2 separate regions of the Homo sapiens genome follow, and region 2 is linked to region 1. The links are chromatin contacts, found by Hi-C or POLR2A ChIA-PET in ENCODE. All regions are on one chromosome and are shown on one strand. Each heading gives the region's core, a stretch centred on a gene start or an enhancer-like site at or near the end of the contact. The rest is flanking DNA. Distances are from core to core; before and after follow the strand shown. Region 1 has its middle 20 kb from the start of DDR2. Region 2 overlaps DDR2 (discoidin domain receptor tyrosine kinase 2).

Evidence for each region. Hi-C counts contacts between places; a loop is a spot of excess contacts on that map. ChIA-PET counts read pairs that join two places held with the same protein, here RNA polymerase II (POLR2A). Pooled maps may share reads with other maps.
Region 2: a loop to region 1 is called in a map of HepG2, with 4 times the contacts of the local background. The contact joins two enhancer-like sites. A Hi-C loop is called at or near these places in 3 of 168 maps with a recorded cell type or tissue (HepG2, heart left ventricle and heart right ventricle) and 3 of 50 pooled maps. POLR2A ChIA-PET finds 5 or more read pairs at or near these places in 1 of 52 experiments (AG04450).

Annotation. Positions count from the first base shown.
Region 1 is chr1:162,610,389-162,615,280 of GRCh38, forward strand. No RefSeq gene overlaps it. Among named protein-coding and RNA genes, the nearest start is that of DDR2, 20 kb to the right of the region's middle. Within about 2 kb of position 3,428, at least 12 of the 41 ENCODE cell types and tissues checked have a DNase peak (open chromatin) inside an H3K27ac peak, as active enhancers do; they include heart right ventricle, where a contact is called at or near this core.
Region 2 is chr1:162,731,414-162,736,767 of GRCh38, forward strand. The region is part of intron 3 of DDR2 (discoidin domain receptor tyrosine kinase 2); the gene reads left to right. Among named protein-coding and RNA genes, the nearest start is that of HSD17B7, 57 kb to the right of the region's middle. Within about 2 kb of position 1,483, at least 16 of the 41 ENCODE cell types and tissues checked have a DNase peak (open chromatin) inside an H3K27ac peak, as active enhancers do; they include heart right ventricle, where a contact is called at or near this core.

The sequences.
Region 1 (4,892 bases), core at 2,178-4,677:
TTCTAGCAACAAATAATTAGACATTAAAATTTAGAAAATCAACATCATTTATAGTAATGTTAAAACATGAAATGCTTATGGGTAAATCTGACTAATATGTGAAGGACCTGTACATTGAAAAGTACAAAATGTTGTTGAGTAAAATTACAGAAGTAGATGAGAAGATTTGGTGTTAAGATGTCAGTTCTCCCCAAAATGATCTATAGATGACAAGGTAGACAAATATATCAATGAGACAGAATAGATAATCGATAAATAGACTAATCTAGAAATAGACAATACATATATTGTCAATTTGAGTCCGGGCGTGGTGGCTCACGCCTATAATCTCAAGATTTTGGGAAGCTGAGGTAGGAGGATCACTTGAAGCCGGGAATTCAAGATCAGCCTGGTCAACATAGTGAGACCCCCCATCTCAGAAAAGAAAAAGAAAGGAAAGAAAGGAAGAAGGAAGGAAGGAAAAGAGGGAGGAAGGGAGGGAAAGGAAGGAAAGGAAGAAATAAGTATATTGTCAATTCATTTTCAACTAAGGTGCAGAGACATTTCAATGGAGAAAAATAGTATTTTCAACAAACGGTGCTGAAACAATTAGATATCCATCTTCAAGAAAGTAAACTTATACATACCTTGCACCAAATATAAAAAGTAATTTGAAATAAAGCATAGACCTAAATGTAAAACCTAAAACTATATAAAACTTCTAGAAGAGGCTGGGCGTGGTGGCTCATGCCTGTAATCCCAGCACTTTGGGAGGCCGAGGGGGGTGGATCACGAGGTCAGGAGATCAAGACCATGCTGGCTAACATGGTTAAACCCTGTCTCTACTAAAAAAATACAAAAATTAGCCTGACGTGGTGGCATGTGCCTGTAGTCCCAGCTACTCGGGAGGCTGAGGCAGGAGAATTGCTTGGACCTGGGAGGCAGAGGTTGCAGTGAGCTGAGATCGTGCCACTGCACTCCAGCCTGGGCTACAGAATGAGACTCTGTCTCAAATAAATAAATTAAAAAAAAAAAAAAATAGAAGATTTGTATAGGTACTTCAATAAAGAAGGTAAGCTGATAGCAAATGAGCACACAAAAAGATGCTAAACGTCATTAGGGAAATGGAAATGCAAACCATGATGATGAGGTACCCTGACACATCTATTAAAATGTGTAGAATTAAAAGGACTGATCATACAAGGCGTTGACCAGGATACAGAACTCTCACAGATTGTTGGTGCCAAGATAAAATGGCATAGCCATGTTGAAAAGAAGTTTGGCAGTCCCTTAAAAGTTAAATATAAATTTGGCAGCCAGGTGCGGTGGTTCACGCCTGTAATCCCAGCACTTTGGGAGGCCGAGGCTGGTGGATTACCTGAGGTCAGGAGTTCGAGACCAGTCTGGCCAACATGGCGAAACCCCATCTTTACTAAAAATACAAAAAAATTAGCCAGGCATGGTGGTGCATGCCTGTAATTCCAGCTACTCGAGAGGCTGAGGCAGGAGAATCACTTGAACCTGGGAAGTGGAGGTTGCAGTGAGCAGAGATTGCGGCACTGCACTCCAGCCTGGGTAAGAGTGAGACTCCATCTTGAAAAAAAAATTTGCATCTTGCCTAGCAATAATATTGGAAGAAAAGCCAGGCACAAAAGAGTATCCATTTCATTATTCCATATATATGATCAAGAATTGGCAAAACTAATCTATGATGGAAAAGGCTAGAAGAGTCAAGTTCTATGGAAGGGGTATCTATTGAGGGAGAACCACAAGGGAGCCTCCTGAGTGCTGGATATATCTGTATTTTTATCAGCTGTGGCAACAGATACATTTCTAAAAATTAGGCTGAACACTTAAAATTTGTTTTTAATGTTATGCCTCAATTAAAAAGAAAAAAGTATATGCATTTTGAAGTTTGAAAATATATTTTAAAATAATTAATTGATTAAAGAGAGAGTTTAAATAACTTATTCAAGACTTCATAACTAGCGGATGGTGAGTGAGGATTAAAATCCAGGTCTGTCTGGCTCTGAGATCCCTGCTTTGAATTATTAGGCTGGTGCAAAAGTAATTGTGGTTTTTGCCATTGAAAGTAATGGCAAAATACTACCATTGTTGCAATTAATACTATGCTATGCTGCTACCCACCACACCTTCTAATCCCAACAACATTCTGAAAAATGCTATACATACCAACCATGGCTTTTGAAAGAGTAAAGGTATAAAATAGTTGGGTTTATAATTTTTAAGCTATCAGAATTGAGGAGCAATGGAAAATAACTATGAATGAAGAGAGAGCAAATATTTTTAGTGAATTTCACAATTAGCAGTTTGGGAAAAGGGCCCATTGGTATGAGACGGCTCAGCCTGTGGTATCCGAGGAGGAAGGGTCAAAAGCACAAAGAGAGAGAGTGCCAGATGGTGATCAGGGCCAGATGGCTGTCGCCAGGGTCATGCTCAAGCTAGTGCGAATTAAGAAGAATCACAATAAGCTTATGCAACACCAGCCCAAAGCCAATTATTGTTCTTGGACTTAGGGTATATTTCCTCTTTATTTATAGGAAAGTGTATGTTTGTATGTGTGTGTTTGTATATGGGGGGGTTGTGTTTGCAGGGGATGGCAAAGAGCAGTTCTGGGAATAATGAATCAACATTTGAAAGTAGAGTTGGGCTATACTTAGGTGAGTGTAATTGTTTCAGTGGAAAAGTTTTTCTCACATTCTTTCCCTTCCCTTTATTATATTCTCGTAACATACTGAAGGGCAGTGCATTTGGCAGGCTGAATTTGGCACTGCTCAGACAGCCTCAGTAGAGCAAAGGGCCTGAGGACACTAAATTCTATCCGGTCCCATTTACAGAGCTGTTGGGCAATGAAATGGTGCTCTTGATAACTTGCTTCCAGGGGGTGAGAAGCAGAAAACCACAACCTACGGTTCCTGTCTTGGGTTGCAGGTGGAAGTTGAGAGCCCTACCCCTGCATAACAAAGTTGTAAGACTAACTGCTTTGCTTATTGGCGTATTCTTAATCAGAGACAAGAATATCCAAATAGTGATCAAATTAAAGGCCCATAGTACTCTTTGGTTAACGTTTATTAGTAGCAAGCTATTTTTGTCTCACTCTTCTATCCTCGTAACCAAATTTGGTTGGGCTTCCAAAAATGATACTCCAGGGTCTTGTTTCTGGAGCTGTCTGGAATCCTCTGGAATGTGGCAGCAGCCCTCAGCCCCACTGCCTGTCCTACCCTAATCTGCCCTGCTGTCAGGGGGGCTTGCATAAGCATAAGTTGAGGGTAATGATGAGCTAATATCTGAAGCCATGGAGCAGAATGTATTTGCTTAAGCCGGGTTTTATAGCTTGATTTTTCACTTATTTTCTGAGTGTATTATAGGCTAGTTTCTGTGAGTCGGCTGCCTTCCTGGGGGCCTTGTCCCGGCTGGGCATGTTTAACTGTTTTTTGTAGCCTTTCCCGCAAGGCTATTTCTGTGCAGTAGAGGGCAGTATTTTCAAATGCTCAGGTATTAGCGCCTCAGCCTTAGGAGAATGTTTAGCCCAGGTCCAAGTTACACAGGGTTGAGTAAAAGCCCACCTGCTTGACCGTCTGAGAAATGCTGACATCATCCATACCTCGATCCTCTGTGTCCTACCAGCAGATGAAGGGCACCCAGGTTCATTAATAGAAACTTGGAAATGCAGAGAAATAGCATATTTAAAATGACCTCTTTTCGAATGCAGCTGCTATTGTTTCTGTGTATTTTTCTCTTAGGTATTTCTTTTCTATGTACCTTAAAGAGTGCATAAATAGCCGGGCGCGGTGGCTCACGCCTGTAATCCCAGCACTTTGGGAGGCAGAGGGGGGCAGATCACCTGAGGTCGGCAGTTCAAGACCAGCCTGACCAACATGGAGAAACCCCGTCTCTACTAAAAATACAAAATTAGCCGGGGTGGTGGCACATGCCTGTAATCCCAGCTACTCGGGAGGCTGAGGCAGGAGAATCACTTGAACCCGGGAGGCGGAGGTTGCGGTGAGCTGAGATCGCGCCATTGCACTCCAGCCTGGGCAACAAAAGCGAAACTCTGTCTCAAAAAAAAAAAAAAAAAGTGTTTAAATAGTTAACAGTATAGCAAAAACATTTCCTCATATTGTGTAATTAATATTTATAAGTCTACTTTTTATTTGCTGAATCATGTTTATTCAGGTGGATTTGTTAACCTTTTACTTAGTGTTGAACATTAATTTTTTTCTTCCAGCTTTTTGATAATATAAATAATGCTGTGACAAATATTTTTTAATAAGAGGCTTTCCATATTTATAAGTATTTCCTGAGTATGGATTCCCAGACATAGAATTATTTGGTCAAAGAATATAAATATTCTTAAAGCTCTGATTACTGTTTTTTTTTGCATTGCTAGGGAATTTTACTAATTTATACTTTTGCCAGTTGTCTTAGTTTTTTTTTATTGCTGCCATAACAAATTACCACAAACTTAGTGGTTTAAACTACACAAACTTAATTATCTTATATTTTTGCAGGTCAGAAGTCTGGTACAGGTCCCATCAGGCTAAAATCAGGTTGTTGTCAGGGCTGAGTTTCTTCCCATAGGCTCTAGGGAAGGAAGAATCCGTTTTTTTTTTTTTTCGCTGATTCAGGTGGCAGCATGGAGTTCCATGGGGTTGTGGGACTGAGGCTCCTGTTTCCTTGTTGGCTGTTAGTTGGGGCTGTCCGTAGCTCCCCCACGCCGCTCTCTGGTCCTTGCAGATGGCGCCTACATCTCAGAACCAGTAATAGGGTATTGAATCCTTCTCATGCTGCCATTTTCAGACTCATTCTGTTGCTTTTGGTTGTTGTATCTCTCTGACCCAGCGGGAAAGGTTCTACGTTTTTAAGGGCTCATGGGATTAGACAGGACCACT
Region 2 (5,354 bases), core at 233-2,732, 120 kb after region 1:
TTATCTTATGCAACTTTGGAAGCCGACTCCAAACTTTACTGAGTGAGTCAAAGTAAAAATAATTAAAAATAAATAATACCTAACTTTATTGAATATTAGTGCTCTAAGTGCTTGACATAATTAACTCATATATTCCTTATGGCATTCCTATAAACAAGTGCAATTACTACCATGAAATTGAGAGGCTGAAAGCTTAAGTAACCTTTCTAAGGTCATAAAACCTTTTAATTGTTTAAGGAAGAGTGAATGTACTATTTTAAACAAATAGTTCTCTCTTCTCCTCTTAGATATCATTTATTGAGCCCCATTACATTCTATAAAGTATGCTAACTTCTTTGTATACATTATGTTAACCTTGGCTTGGCAGGATTATGAAAGATGAAGAAACCGAAGTTCATAGAGGTTTGGTAACTGGTAGTGGGGTCCCATAATTCAGAAGTGGCAGAGCCAAGTCTTAATATAAACTTTCCATGATTCCAAACCGTGGCCTCAGTTTTCTTCTTCACTCCTGATCTGCATAGCTACCCAGTTTCCTCTTCAGCTTACCTTCTTGTTGGGGAAAGGAGATACTATTTACTATGAAAGTTTCACTGTCTTTGTTAACCAGGAAGAAGAATTCATTATCTGATCCCTATGTTAGTATCCTGAAACCCACTACAGCTTGGGGACTGCTCTCCTGGGGCTCTGCAAGAATTGTTTCTGGAAAGTATTTTGGGCTTCCAGGAAAACTGCAATCCTAAAGGTCTATTCCTAAGGGGAATTTCAACTTGTGCAAGAGGTCTGGGTGACCATTATACCCAAAGAATAGCCCTGTAGGCTGAAGAAAGAAACCCAAATAATCTTTCTTGGCCCCCCTGTGGAATCCCATTGTGTCAATATTTATCTGCACAAAGGACCAGTCTGAAACAGCCTGCTCTGTGAAGCTTGTGGGAAGCAGGGCCTCAGTGACAGTTTCTTTAAGTGGACTACCTTGTCCTTTCAGAAACTGGAAGAACTAGACCATGGTAGCCTAGGGTTGGAGGAGGAAGAACCAGGGATCAGGAGACCTGAATTTCAGTCCTGGTTACCCTAGCCCTCTGTGTGAACTTGAGTAAGTCACTTCACCTTTCTGGGCCTCAGAGGTTCTGATATTTAACACGGAGACATTAGAGGGATTGGCTTCTTAAATTTGCTTCTGGGCTCCAACGTTTTATGATTGCAGATGTCCCTTTAGATTGTAGACTGGCTTGAGACCGCTGACCCCAATAATGCCCCTCAGTCAGTCTTGTCTGGGCCCAGAGAGGCCCAGGTGTCAGGTCTCTGCACCTCAGGCCTCATGTGGGCCATGTGTGTGTTTTCCTGGAAGCTGCATATAGGACACTCATTGACGGGGAGCCCGTGGTCTGGAGCTAGTAGTGAGATGGTAAACATTATGGAACAAGCAGCCCTTTCAGGCTCTCAGCCTTGGCAGGATAGTATGAAAAATAATTCTTGGGAAGCTGGGGACTGGTGGCAGCTGCTTCTCCTCAGCCTGCCTGCCAGGCCCTACCAGAGCTTGGAGGGCTGGAGCTCCCTGCTGGGCCTGCCACAGCCTGTGCTGGTAGTTTTCCACTCTGGGAAACTGGAAAAGTGAATTGGCTTCTCTGTCCGGGAGATTGGTGGGTAGCGGAAGCATCAGAAAACCGCTAAGACAACTCAGCAGGAAAAACCAGGAGACACTTCTTTGCTGCAGGGTCTCTTGCTTCCCTTGCCATTCCCAGCTTTTTCATGCTTCTTTACAGTTCATGATAGAACAAAGACAGACTGGTGGGATTTGATGAACGAGGAAGTGGAACTGGGGGAAAGCAAGGAGACCTGACATTTAGGGCTTGGGCCAACTTGGCAGTTCTGAGTCTTGACTATTGGCTGAGATCCCTTCCACAGAAGGAGTTTACCCAAAATAGGCACATTCAATGGGAAAACCACACTGGTACAGCTCAGAAGTGCCACGTTGGTTGCCCTGGGCTTTTCCTGGTTCCAAAGATTCAGTAGGATGAGAAAGGTCATCCAAGATCATCTTGTCCATTTTCCTGTGCCTTTTCTCTAAGGCCCTTGGGCATACTGAGTCACTGAGAAACTTTGCCTATTTTCTTAATGTGACTATTGCTGATTTACTAAGTTCTTATCTCTGAATTGTCTATCCTCATCCTTATATTACTTTGTCACAATTTCTAGACCTCCATCCTAACTTTCGTTGTCTGGAGATTGTGTGCAATACTTGTAGCCCTCTCTGCCTTTTCATCTACTTATTTATTTGCCAAACGTGTGTTAAGCATCTCATGGGTGCTGTGTGTTGGCAGGTACTGAGGGGGAAAAGGAAGAATCTGACATGATTACTATTCTCAAAGTTGCTCACAATTTCAACAAGGAGGTAACCAAGCACAAGAGTAACAGAAAATCTCCGTTGGAGTTTGTTACTTAATAGAGCTCGCCTACACACCATCATCACTTTAATCCCATACCACGTTTTAGTATTTTCCATAGCTTCGTCACATTATCTGAATAGAAAGAGCCAGTAATAGCTACTGTCAAATACATAATCAAATTGTGCCTATTTGATTATGAAAAATCTATTTTCTTTTTTCTGTCTCCCCTACCGGAATGTAAGATCCATGAGACAAATTATTTTATCTGTCTTGCTTACTACTGTATCTTCAGAAGAACACCCGATACACAGCAAAAACTTATTTATTAAATAAATACATACACATTTGTAAAAGAAATACATTTGTGAACTCAATACATGCAGGTAAAGATAGGTTGCAATAAAATATGTCATGACTCAGACTTACAAGGAAGTTTCCTGTATCTCCTGTCTGCTAAAACACCATTAGCCAAGGCTACCCTTGACCAAACTCCCAGGACTTTGTTTTTAAGCCTTGTAAAGTGATGAACAACAGAAAACACTTCCTTTATCACTTTTCAATAGACGTTTATTGAGCACTTGGTTAATGCCAGACATCCTACTAGAAATTGGAGATACAACAGAGGAAGATAGATATGATCCTTGCCCTCATAACACATGCTGTTTAGTGGGCAGACCAAAATTAAACAATTATTTACATTACAAGTCTAAAAACTGTTATGAACGAAAACCAGTTTGTTATAAGAGCATATAATAGAAATTCCTAACTTAGCTGGGGACTTGGGGGAATTCCTTGGGGGAGTGACTGGCTGACAGCTGAAGGATGAGCAGGAGCTAGTGAGTGAAGGAGGGAGGATGCACATCCCAGGTAAAGGGAGCATCATGCACAGAGACCTTGAGGCTGGAAGATACTTTGTGCATTCAGGAACTGAAATAAGGTCAGCGTGCTTGGTAGAGAGCAAAGAACAGGGAATAGCCAGAGATGAGGCCAGAGAGTAGGCTGAGACCCAATCGTGTGGACCTCAAGGGTCACATTTTCTTAAGAAGAATGAAAACCTGTTAGAAGGTTCATGACAGAATAAAGTTTTAGGAAGCTAATTTGGGCTATTGTGTGGAGAAGGGATGATAGAGGAACAACGAAGAAGAGCTAGAAGGCATTATAGTGGCTCAGATGGGAGGTCATGGAGGTTGCGCACTGCATGGGAAGAATAGAGGAGAGAAACAGCTGGACTCAACTGCAGGAGGTAGGATTTGTAGAACTTGCTAATGGACTGGATGGTTCTCAAAGGCCAAGCTTACTTCTCATTCCTTGACTGCCGCCTGTTGAGAGTAACATCTTACCTATCATTCCTGGACTCTTCCTCTCCAAGAATTCTATTTTGGTCTCCAGGCAGAGGTTGACTCAGGGAGAGCCTTTCCAGTTTTCATCAATGTCATTGCCACTCTGCTGTCCACCACACAGTTGACCTAAACCCTCTGTATGCTGGAAGAGCTGGACGAGTCGAGGAAGAGGGGAGCGCTGACATGTGTAACAAGTTATTTACATGAAATGAAGCCTCATGTCCTCCCCTACTTCCTCTAGTTCTCAAGCTTGAGTCTGCATTAGGGTCATCTAGAGTAGTGGTTAATACACTGTTTGCTACCCCCTCCCAGCAACCCCACCAGAGTTTCTGATTCATTAGGTCAAATGGAGACTGATAATTAGCGTTGCTAATGAGTTTCCAGGTGATGCTGATGCTGCTGGTCCTGGAAGCATATTTTGAGGATCACAGCTCTAAATGGTAACTGAAATGCAATCACAATACATAGATCAAAGAGCTTTCAGGAAGGAAACTGGCACTCCTTTGACACCACATAGCAGAGTATCCTATATGGATCTACCTCCACATCTGTTATATAGGAAAATTCCTGAATGGGTTCAGTTAGGACACAAAATATAAAGGGTTTCTATGCCTAGGAAATATAATTTAACTGAAATGTGTCATAAAAGCAGCTGCAGCAGCAGTAGCTCTGATAAAACTCCTTAGTTGCCATTCTCAGAATGAGCAGTACGTTAGAAGGAAAGTTATTTGCAACAATATCATGATTCACCTCATGTGACCCACATTCCCTATTTCTGCTTTACTTTAGATATTCCAAGAAGCAGAGGCTCTCATTGCATTCATGGCCTAGTGTTTAGAGATGCATTAAAGCCAGGGATGAAAGCCCAGTGGGACGGTCAGTGTGGCTTTCTCTGGTGCCCAGCATGGTCCTAGAGAATCATTACACGTCCAGGCTGAAGGGACCTGGGAGCAGTGGCTCCAGAGCCTGGCTACACAGCACAGTCACCTGGTGGACTGTAAAAATATGCAGGTTACTGGGCTCAGCTTCAGGTATACCAAAGCAAAATCTCTAACAGGAGGCTCACAAACATGTATTCTAAAACCTCTCCAGGCTTTTCTAATGCTATTGGTCCATGGACTGGCTTTGGGAATCACTGCCTTACAGAAAGCCTAATAGAACTCTCTTGCTTTCCACATGAAGAAACAGACCGAAAGAGAGCCAGGAGCTTGCTCAGATCCCACATGGTATAAGTGGTAGAACCGGGAGTGGATGCGAAGTCTTGATTTTCAAGGGTTGTGTGCTCAGTGGAATTACAGGCTTTAGAGCCAAGTTCTAAGATGAGTTAGTATTTACTCAAGGAATGGCCTTTGCAGTTAAAACTTACCTGTAGAATGTGTGATTAGTGGGAAACATGAAATATTGGGTGGAAAATGCTTATCATATTGCCTGACACTTGGTAAATGCTTCTAAATGGATGTCATCATTACTGCATTTTACTGAATTTAAGCAACTCACGACTCTAAGATGCATCATTACTTTATGTGCCTCTAAGAAAGAAAGAAAAACTACTGCCAGTTAAACTATGACACTATTTGCTTGCGAAGTGCATCCAGATTTCAGAGATGTCAGTACGTGAAAGAATGGGCAG